Regions from separate parts of the Mus musculus genome. Here region 1 is linked to region 2. A link is a contact called in ENCODE Hi-C or POLR2A ChIA-PET data. All regions are on one chromosome and are shown on one strand. The core of a region is the stretch at or near the end of the contact, and the rest is flanking DNA. Distances in the headings are between cores, read along the strand shown. Region 1 holds the start of Tmem94 (transmembrane protein 94). Region 2 overlaps Gm42096 (a long non-coding RNA gene).

Region 1 (5,167 bases), core at 2,093-4,592, 43 kb after region 2:
TCATACAGAGAAGCTGAAACTTGGCACCAGGAAGAAAGACTAGGAGAGGCTATTGGTGAGAGCGCGGCCCAGTGATAGCGGAAGACCCTGCAGCCGTTTGGAGATGACTGTACCATGGGAGGACTACCAAGAACAGCAACAATCTTGGAGCAGAGCAGAGCCTAGCAGACCAGTTGTGTGTGCTGCAGAGCCAAAGCTGGAGAATTGACCCATGCCCTTTGGAAGATCCCTAGTGAATCCCAGACACTTGGATATTGAGTTGTTTATACTGATGGAGTTTGGTTTTGCTTTGTTCAGACGGTGCCTGTGCCTTTTTTTTTTTTTTTTTTTTGGTTTGTTTTTCAAGACAGGGTTTCTCTGTGTAGCCCTGGCTGTCCTGGAAATCACTTTGTAGACCAGGCTGTCCTCGAACTCAGAAATCTGCCTGCCTCTGCCTCCCGAGTGCTGGGATTAAAGGCGTGCGCCACCACGCCCTGCTGCCTGTGCCCTCTTGAAGGGAGAAAGTATCTATTTTTTTATTTGTTTTGTTTATGGAAGCCCACAGCTGAAGAGTCTTGAACTTTTAAAAAAGATTTTGGATTTTTAGAGAGAAAGGATATTTTAAAGAGAATGAAGTTGTTTTTGTTTTTTTGTTTTTGTTTTCTGAGGCAGAGTTTCTCTGTATAGCCCTGGCTGTCTGGAAGTCACTAAATAGACTAGGCTGGCCTCGAACTCAGAAATCTGCCTTCCTCTACCTCTCAAGTGCTAGGATTAAAGGCATGCGTCACCACTGCCCGGCCAAGAATGAAGTTTTTTTTTAATATTTATTTATTTATTATATTTAAGTACACTGTAGTGTGTCTTCAGACACTCCAGAAGAGAGCATCAGATTTCGTTATCGATGTTTGTGAGCCACCATGTGGTTGCTGGGATTTGAACTCAGGACCTTTGGAAGAGCAGTCGGCACTCTTAACCACTGAGCCAGCTCACCAGCCCCGAGAATGAAGTTTTAATGTGTTTGAATTTGTAAGGACTATAGGGTATTGGAGGTTATTTATGTTTTATATTTTGATATTGGTAACATGCCATCTTGGGGATAAACAAGAAAGGCAAGGTTCTAACTGAAAACTGATGTGTTTGTGAGTCAAGGGCTCAGTTGTATGGGCTAGACTTTTTTTTTTTTTAAAGATTTATTTATTTTATTTTATGTGTATGAGTAAACTGTAGCTGTATAGATGGTTGTGAGCCTTCATGTGGTTGTTGGGAGTTGAATTTTTTAGGACCTCTGCTTGCTCTGGTCAACTCTGCTCGCTCAGTCCCTGCTCCCTCGCTTGCTCACTCACTCTGGCCCAAAGATTTATTTATTGTTATATATATATAAGTACACTGCAGCTGTCTTCAGGTGCACCAGAAGAGGGCGTCAGGTCTCATTACAGACGGTTGTGAGCCACCATGTGGTTGCTGGGATTTGAACTCAGGACCTTCAGTAGAGCAGTCAGTGCTCTTACCCACTAAGCCATCTCACCAGCCCCTGTATGGGCTAGTCTTATGTCAACGTGACACAAGCTAGAGTCATCAGAAAGGGGGGAAGCTCAATTCAGAAAATAGCCCCACAAATAACTTTTTACAAAAACAATAAAAATAAAAAAATAAAAAATTGCCCCGTAAGATCTGGGTGTAGGCAAGCCTTAGGACATTTGGGTGAGGGCCTACTGTGGGTGGGGCCATCCCTGGGCTGGTGGTCCTGGGTTCTGTAAGAAAGGCTGAGCAAGCCCCGGGGAGCAAGCCAGTGAGTGGCCCCTCCCCATGGCTTCTGCATCAGCTCCTGCCACCAGGTTCCTGCTCAGTTTTTCTTGTCCTGACTGAGTTCTTATCTTGACTTCCTTGAGGATGAACCAAAGTGTGAGCTGAATAAAGCCTTCCCTCCCTCATGCTTCTTTGATCATGGTGTTTTATCACAGCAAGCGTAACCTTAACTAAGGCAGGATTCCCCAAGGGCTCCAGGTTTTGTGGAATGAAGTAGAAAGACCCCAGACCCAGGTAACTAACCAGTTCTGTGCAACAGACAGGGAAGCAGCATGGGAAGGGAGTGTTTGGGCTAAAGTTTCACACGGGCATGTATTTGCATATTGGCTGGGGGTTTTGTTTGTTTGTTTTGAGACAGGGTTTCTCTGTGTAGCCCTGGCTGGCCTGGAACTCACTCTGTAGACCAGGCTGGCCTCAAACTCAGAAATCCTCCTGCCTCTGCCTCCTAAGTGCTGGGATTAAAGGCGTGTGCCACCACTGCCTGGCTGCATTTTGGCTGTTATTAGCTGCAAAGAAATGTAAAAGCTCAGAGAGCTACTGAACAAAGTACTCCAGCATGTTTAAGACTGTAGTGAGTCCATGTGGCAATGAGCCCTGAAAGTGGCTATGTGGCTATCTCCATCATGTTATGAGCATCTATGGTTATGTGGAGAGATTTGGACTTCTCCATCTGTAGTGATAAACTACAGATGTTTGTGTTGAAGGTTTGTGCCAAGGTTCTATGAGTGTTCAAGGTAACAGCTGAACTGGTTTAAACAGAGTTAAATCAGTAAAATGGCTTCTTGTCTAGCCGAAAAGAGGGATTGTAATCGCATGATTAAATTCATTATTATAAGGAAGGGGCTCTTTTTTCCCAGGACCAGATATGACCCTTTCTGACTTCATAAACAGAAAAAAAAACTTTTTTTTTTTTTTTCTAAAAGCAACCCTTCCAGACTTAGATCTCTGGGAAAATGGAAGTAAATACTGACACAGGCTTATTTTGTTTTCCCAAGAGAGGGTTCCCAAGCGATTTCTCTAATTAGTCTAGAAAAAAAAAGTTGTTTTCAAGCTTGTTTTTCCTTTTAGATTTCAAATGAACTGAGGGTGAAATAACAGTATTGCTTTAGATTCTCCAGCTTTGGTTGGTCCATAATATTAGTACTGAGGGACTTTTAAAGATTAAGGAAGAATTGAAGAAAATACAGATAAGGCGATTTTTCAAGGGCCTCATTAAAAAATAATAAAGGGCAGAAGGTATCACCTGACCATGGCTCTAGAAAAATTTAGTGGGTAAACTAATGGGGAGGAAATTGTATGATTGCCTCTAGTCTGGTTCTATAGCGCTAAAAACGCGGGAGCTTCGTGCCGGAGATAGGACCCAGGCTTCCCCGGATCGCTTTAGAGTAACAATCACACAATTCCGCCAGGCTCCCGGAGGGGCGGTGGAGGTTACAGCTGAGCGCACCAAACAGCCAATAACAAATCAGAATCTTCCGCCTACCTCGAATTTCAACCAATCAGCGTCGGGATCTTTGGCTTGTTGGCCTGCGCGTCTGTTGCTGGGGGAAGGCGGCAAGCCTCCTCAGAGTTGCCCACAACGGACATGGCTGCGGCCCCTGGAGGCGGGGAGGTGAAGTGAGGAGGGGGCAGGGAGGGGTGAGGACGCGGGCGAGGAAGACCGTCCGAGGGGGCCCCGGTAAGTACGAGAAGGCCCGCGGCCCGAAGTGGGGAGCAAGGGGGCGTGGGGCTCGGCCTGCTGCGCCCTCTGAGTTCCTACCCGAGGCGAGGAGCGCCTGGGGTGTGCACCTAGCAAGTGGCACCAAAGGGGGTGTCTCTCTGTGCTGGAGGAGAGGGGCCGGCCGGCGCCTGCCTGCAACTCCGGGCCGGCTCCTTCCCTCACGTCCTCAAGGGTTTTTTGGTTTGTTTGTTTTCGTTTTCTCATGTCCCCTCTCTGTCCTGGCTTGCCCCTTGCCGGGGTCCCACGTCAGAAATAAAGGTTGTGTCCAACAAAGAACCCTTGGCCCAGGTCCGCCGTGGCTGGGCCCCGGGCCAGCGACTGCCAATCCTGATGCCACGAGTGTTTATTTGTAGGCCCCTGGGTGTCCCCGGCCCAAATAAAGGCGGTTTTCTGCCACAGCGCGCGCTGTGCTCGCCGCCCGGAGTGGACGGGATCTCTGCACCCGCCCGCCTGCTAGACACTGCGAGGGACTTCCAGTTCAGTGCAAGGCTGCGATGTTGCAGTTGGGGCGTGCTTCCCCGATTTTAGAGTCACATAAAGATGCTTCGGAAGCCAGCGTAGCACCACAGCCTTTGCAGTTCTGTAAAGCAGTTTCCCTGTTTTTTCCCTACCGCGAAACCCTACAGTTAAAAGCCTTGGGGGAAGGTTCAGTACCTAAAGCAACAACAAATAAGAGTGACGGAGGGAATAGAAAAGTTTGACGGTCACTTTCAGAGTCAGACCATTGTACAGTGTAGGCTCATCCTGGAGAACGAATTAGCAGTTCAGACAGAGTCCCCGGACACTCTGCAGTGGAATGTCACCGGCTGTATTCGCTGTCACTTCTCTCTTGGCAGAATTACAAGCAGGGGAACCTAGAGTCTGGCGAGCACTGCATTAACAAGCTACCTCTTTGATAATCAGTACCCCCAGGTAGTTTGAGAGGTAACTGCCCTTGAACGCCCGCCTCTGCACATTCCACTTGGTATAAGACCTCAATAGATGGTTAGAAGACAGGCAGGAGGCTGGCCAGGCCACAAGAGGGAAAGAAATCAGAAAACACTTGACATTTCTATTTTAAGTGGCTAGGAAGTGCCAGCTCCCAGGGAAGAGAGTCAACCTCAACCGTTTGGAAGGCTTACCTCCTGAAGAACGAATTAGCAATAAAGGTCACAGTCCTTGTGCTCCTCCCTGCTCCTTTCCCCTAAATTGGACTCCAGAATCAATTTCTATACAGCAGTCAGATGCTTACTGCCGACACGCTAGGTATTATTTAACCTGTCGTGGTCAGTGAGCTGGAAAGACCTTCGGGGCCTCTAAGGACACCCCTGATTTCCGAGTGAGAAGGCTCCTGGTCTCCCACTGCACCTTGCGGTAACCGGTAACCCCGTGTCGGTGGTTTTTATTCCGTTGCTATTGTGTCTGTGTTCTGTTCACTGCGCTGTCTTCCATGGCTGAAAAGATAAGTTTCTGTAATAGGGTTTGAAAGTCTAGTTTGCAGGCGGGCTTAAGTGAAGTAAAGGTTAGGCCGCTGCAGAATCGGAAAGTTTTCCTTCCAGAAGACTCAGCCATTGTGGTTTGGTGATCAGGGGTTTGTATAATCATCAGCTTGGCCTGCGGCTGCCGGCTTGGTAGTAAACAGTGCTGGTCACATGGTGTGGGAAGGAGGGAAAGGGCCAGATT
Region 2 (4,708 bases), core at 486-2,985:
CCACAGTATCAGGGGTTCAGACTCCCTCTTCTGTGTTCTGAGAGCTCTGCACACACATGGTGCACAGACATACATGCAGACAAAACACTCATACACATAAAGTAATAAAAAAATTTTTTAGCCGGGTGTGAGGTAGGGTGGCGCACCCCTTTGATCCCAGCACTCAGGAGGCAGAGGCAGGCAGATCTCTGAGTTTGAGGCCAACCTGGTCTACAGAATGAGTCCAGCAAGTACCCAGAGGAATCCTGTCTTGAAAGAAAGAAAGAAAGAAAGAAAGAAAGAAAGAAAGAAAGAAAGAAAGAAAGAAAGAAAGAAAGAAAGAGGAGGAAGGAAGGAAGAGAATTTATGTAAGTTTGTGGATGTCATAGTGCACACCATTAATCCTAGCACTTGGGAGGCAGAAACAGATGTATCTCTGTCAGTTCAAGGCCACTCGGGTCTACAGAGTGAGTTCCAGGACAGCTAGGGCTACACAGAGAATCCCTGTCTCAAAAAAAACAAAACAAAAAACCAAAAATGCTTTAAAGCACATATCAGTTTTTCTGGTTGTTTTTTGTTTGTTTGTTTGTTTGTTTTATTGAGACAAACTCTCACTAGGTAACCAGTGTTAGCAACAAACTCATGACCATCCTGACACAGCCTCCCCAGTGCTGGGACAACAGCCATGTGCAACCACACCTGGCGATACAGTTTTTGTTTGTCAGCGTTGAGGTCTGAAGGCATGCATGGTAAGAGTCTTCCAGTTAGCTGTGGTCCCAGCCCCTGCAGTATCACTAGAGGGACAATTTCTAGATGCTCCCTGCGCTGGACAGTTTTATGTCAGTTTGACACAACCTAGAGAGGAGAGAATGTAAATAAAGAAATGTCGGCCGGGTGGTGGTGGCCCACGCCTTTGATCCTAGCACTTGGGAGGCAGAGGCAGGTGGATTTCTGAGTTCGAGGCCAGCCTGGTCTACAGAGTGAGTTCCAGGACAGCCCCAGGGCTACACAGAGAAACCCTGTCTCGTAAAACCAAAAAAAAAAAAAAGAAAAAAGAAAAAAAAAACCAAAAAAATTCTCCATCCGATTGAGCTGTAAGCAGGCCTGTACAGCATCTTTCTTTCTCTTTCTCTCTTTTCTTTTCTTTTTTGTTTTGTTTTGACTTACTTTTTTTTTCAAGACAAGGTTTCTTTGTGTCATTTTAGCTGTCTTGGAACTTGCTCTGTAGACCAGGCTGGTCTTGAACTCAGAGAGATCTGCCTGCCTCTGTCTCTCAAGAGCTGGGATTAGAGTGTGAACCACCACTTCCAGCTGGGCATTTTCTCAATTCATGATTGATGGGGGGAAAGCCAGCCATTGAGGTGCCACCCCTGGGCTAGTGGTCCTTTCTATAAGAAAGCATGGGACAAGCCAGTAAACAGTCGTGTCGTCCCCCCATGGCCTCTGCCTCAGCTCCTGCCTCCAGATTCCTGCCTTGCTTGAGTTCATTCATGTCTTGACTTCCTTCGATGATGAACTGTAATGTGGAAATGTAAGCCAAATAAACCCTTCCCTCCCCAACCTGCCTTTGGATCACGATACTTCAACGCAGCCATAGAAACCCTAAGACATCATCAAATAGATTGTAATTAGTGAGGGATACAATCTATATGAACAGGGAATCTTCACAGGTCTGGGCAATTGGGACAGTTCCCTTTGTTGCCGGTAGGTGTCGCTCTAGACCAGGATGGCAGGAGCGGCCTTGGCGGTTGTAAAGCTAACTAACTGTAAAGGAATGCTGCTCTTTGGCTCCAAAAATGGTTTTGACCTCGCTGCTGGGACTTGCCGCTCTTCGACTGCCAGGAAACAGTGTGTGCCAGGTCCCAGCCACGGAGGACGGAGGAAATATCTAGTTGCATGCCATGCAATGGAAACGCGACTTCCCTGGAACCAAAACAGAAACAGGATGAACGGCCCTCGCCTCTCACCCTCCTCACCTCGGAATCTCTGGTTCTCCACAGTTTCAATACTTTGTGGTTCCTAAAGAACAGAACTAATGTTTCCCCCACGTATTTAATAAGCTCCAGGGCTGTATCTCCTCTGCCTGCTGGAGTGAATGAAACACAGCTTTGTTTGCTCTTTCTGGCTTTAGGGCCCAGAGCAGGCTCTCAATCGTTACAGGTTCTAGAAACCACAGTGGCAAGATGTCTGTCTGTCTGTCTGTCTATCATTCTCCTCCTTCTCTTAGTCTTTTAAGAAAAGTATATATGTACACACACACACACATACACACACACACGTACAAACTGGATTCAAATTTGTAGTTTCTCTTGGTGGAAATGGTTGCTGTCTGGCAAGGTCTCAGCATGACATCAAACCCACTATGTAGTCCGAGTTGACTTTGAACTCCCCATCCTCCTGCTTCTACCTCCCAAGAACTGGGATCAAAGGTCCACACCACCATGACTAGCATTCTTTTCTCTGGCAAGGATTTTCAGTATCTGGAGGCTTTATGCCAAAATGAAATAATACATATGATGTTCATTTAGGGCCTCACCATGACCCAATATAAGTTGTTGAAATAATTCATATTATGACCTTCTTAAATTATAATATGATGTTCATATTATAAGTTCTTAAAAATCTGTTCGTGTCCTCTCACTGTAACAGCTCAGTGGATAGGATGATTGCCTGGTTTTGATCCCCAGTACCACATAAACTTCACCATAGTGGGGCATGTCTATAATCCTAGTATTCAGGAGGTGGAGACAAGAGGATCGGAAGCTCAAGGCCGACCCTGGTGATGTAACTGGTTTAAGGGACAGCCTGGAATAAACAGACCCTTGTCTACAAAAAAGGGAGGGGGCTCAATTTTTAAAAAGTAGCATCATTATTATGACACGTAGGTCATGACAGTACATGGCCAGTCAGGACCTTGAAGAAGCCCAGCAACCTGAATCAGGCTTTCATTGGGACTCATGCCTGCCTGAGCTGTTTGGTTACAGAAGCTGATGTGACATAAGGAAAACCAATCACTTTGTGGTAACAGACATGGTTTATTGGCTGTGCTGTATATAAAATATGGCTAAAGGCTTGAATTAGCAACTAGAACATCAAATCCATTACGTCGGTCTATAACCATCCTTATGGCTACAGTACCATTAACGAGAGAACTAACTATAGCAGGTTTTAGTGTGGGTATATATTTTGTTTTATTTTATTTTATTTTATTTATTTTGGCTTTTTTCTTTCTTTTTTTTTTTTTTCCTGGTGCTGGTATTTTATTTCTTTGCGTACATTAGGCCATGAATTCGTATGGAATGGGCTCCAACAGCTCAGGCTCTTTTCCGTTAGTCCTCACAAAGTGTGCTTCTCTGGGTGGCGCAGGCTGGCGCTTCAGCTGCACCCAGGTGCCCTTCTCTTTGGCTTCCTTTTTCTTCTGGTCGTTCTCCTTCACCCGCTTCAGGAAGTTGTCTCTGCTCTTTGAGTGCTTGATGTGCTCAATCCGCACATTGATCCTCTTGGCCAGAATTTTGCCCTTAACCTGCTTGTTGACAATGATGCCCACGGCATGCTGGGTGACATTGTAGACTCTTCCGGTTTTGCCGTGGTAGCACTTATGGGGCATTCCTTTTTGAACAGTACCCATTCCCTTGATGTCTACAATATCACCCTTCTTGTAGATTCGCATGTATGTGGCCAAAGGAACAACGCCATGTTTCCTAAAAGGCCTAGAGAACATGTACCGGGTGCCTCTCCTCTTTCCCTTTGTGTTCGTCATTTTGGCGAGTTACTGGAAGATGGCTGCCTATTTTGGCTTTTTTCAAGACAGGGTTTCACTGTATAGCCCTGGATGTCCTAGAACTCACTCTATAGACCAGGCTGGCCTTGAACTCAGAAATCCGCCTGCCTCTGCCTCCCAAGTGCTGGGATTAAAGGTGTGCAGTCACCACTGCCCGGCTATTTTTAATTTTTTTAAATTTTTTTATTTTATTTATTTATTTTTTTGGTTTTTTGAGACAGGGTTTCTCTGTATAGTCCTGGCTGTCCCGGAACTCACTTTGTAGACCAGGCTGGCCTCGAACTCAGAAATCTGCCTGCCTCTGCCTCCCGAGTGCTGGGATTAAAGGCACACGCCACCACGCCCGGCGAGTATTTTTTATTTTTAAAGATTCTTATTTATTTTATATATGTGAGTACACTGTCTCTGTCTTCAGACGCACCAGAAGAGGGCATCAGAACCCATTACAGATGGTTGTGAGCCACCAAGTGGTTGCTGGGAATTGAACTCAGGACCTCTGGAAGAGCAGTCAGTGCTCTTTTTTTTTTTTTTTTTTTTTTTTTTTTTCCATTTTTTATTAGGTATTTAGCAGTCAGTGCTCTTAACCCTGGAGTGACAGACTGGAGTTACAGACAGTTGTGAGCCGCGCCATGTGAATTCTGGAACCAAAACCTAGATCTTCTGCAAGAGCAGCAAGGGTTCTTAACTGCTTAACCGTTGAGCCTGTTCACCAGCTTATTTTCTTTTAAGATTTATTTATTTATTATATGTAAGTACACTGTAGCTGTCTTCAGACACTCCAGAAGAGGGAGTCAGATCTCGTTACGGATGGTTGTGAGCCACCATGTGGTTGCTGGGATTTGAACTCTGGACCTCGGGAAGAACAGTCGGGTGCTCTAACCCACTGAACCATCTCACCAGCCCCAGCTTATTTTCTTTTAACCCTTGAGAGTCTCACAATGTAGCCCT

The links. Hi-C counts contacts between places; a loop is a spot of excess contacts on that map. ChIA-PET counts read pairs that join two places held with the same protein, here RNA polymerase II (POLR2A).
Region 1: a loop to region 2 is called in a map of heart, with 2.6 times the contacts of the local background. The contact joins the promoter of Tmem94 here to the enhancer-like site in region 2. A Hi-C loop is called at or near these places in 10 of 37 maps with a recorded cell type or tissue (T-helper 2 cell, adrenal gland, gastrocnemius and 2 more). POLR2A ChIA-PET finds 5 or more read pairs at or near these places in 2 of 5 experiments (Patski and embryonic stem cell).

The regions. Positions count from the first base shown.
Region 1 is chr11:115,762,091-115,767,257 of GRCm38, forward strand. It overlaps Tmem94 (transmembrane protein 94), which reads left to right and starts at 3,343. Exons shown (of 32, transcript NM_028014.3): 1 at 3,343-3,463.
Region 2 is chr11:115,721,070-115,725,777 of GRCm38, forward strand. Gm42096 (a long non-coding RNA gene) reads right to left here. Exons shown (of 2, transcript XR_880315.1): 2 at 1,587-1,902. It also overlaps the pseudogene Gm11703. Among named protein-coding and RNA genes, the nearest start is that of Gm42096, 3.5 kb to the right of the region's middle. Within about 2 kb of position 1,736, at least 2 of the 3 ENCODE cell types and tissues checked have a DNase peak (open chromatin) inside an H3K27ac peak, as active enhancers do; they include gastrocnemius and heart, where a contact is called at or near this core.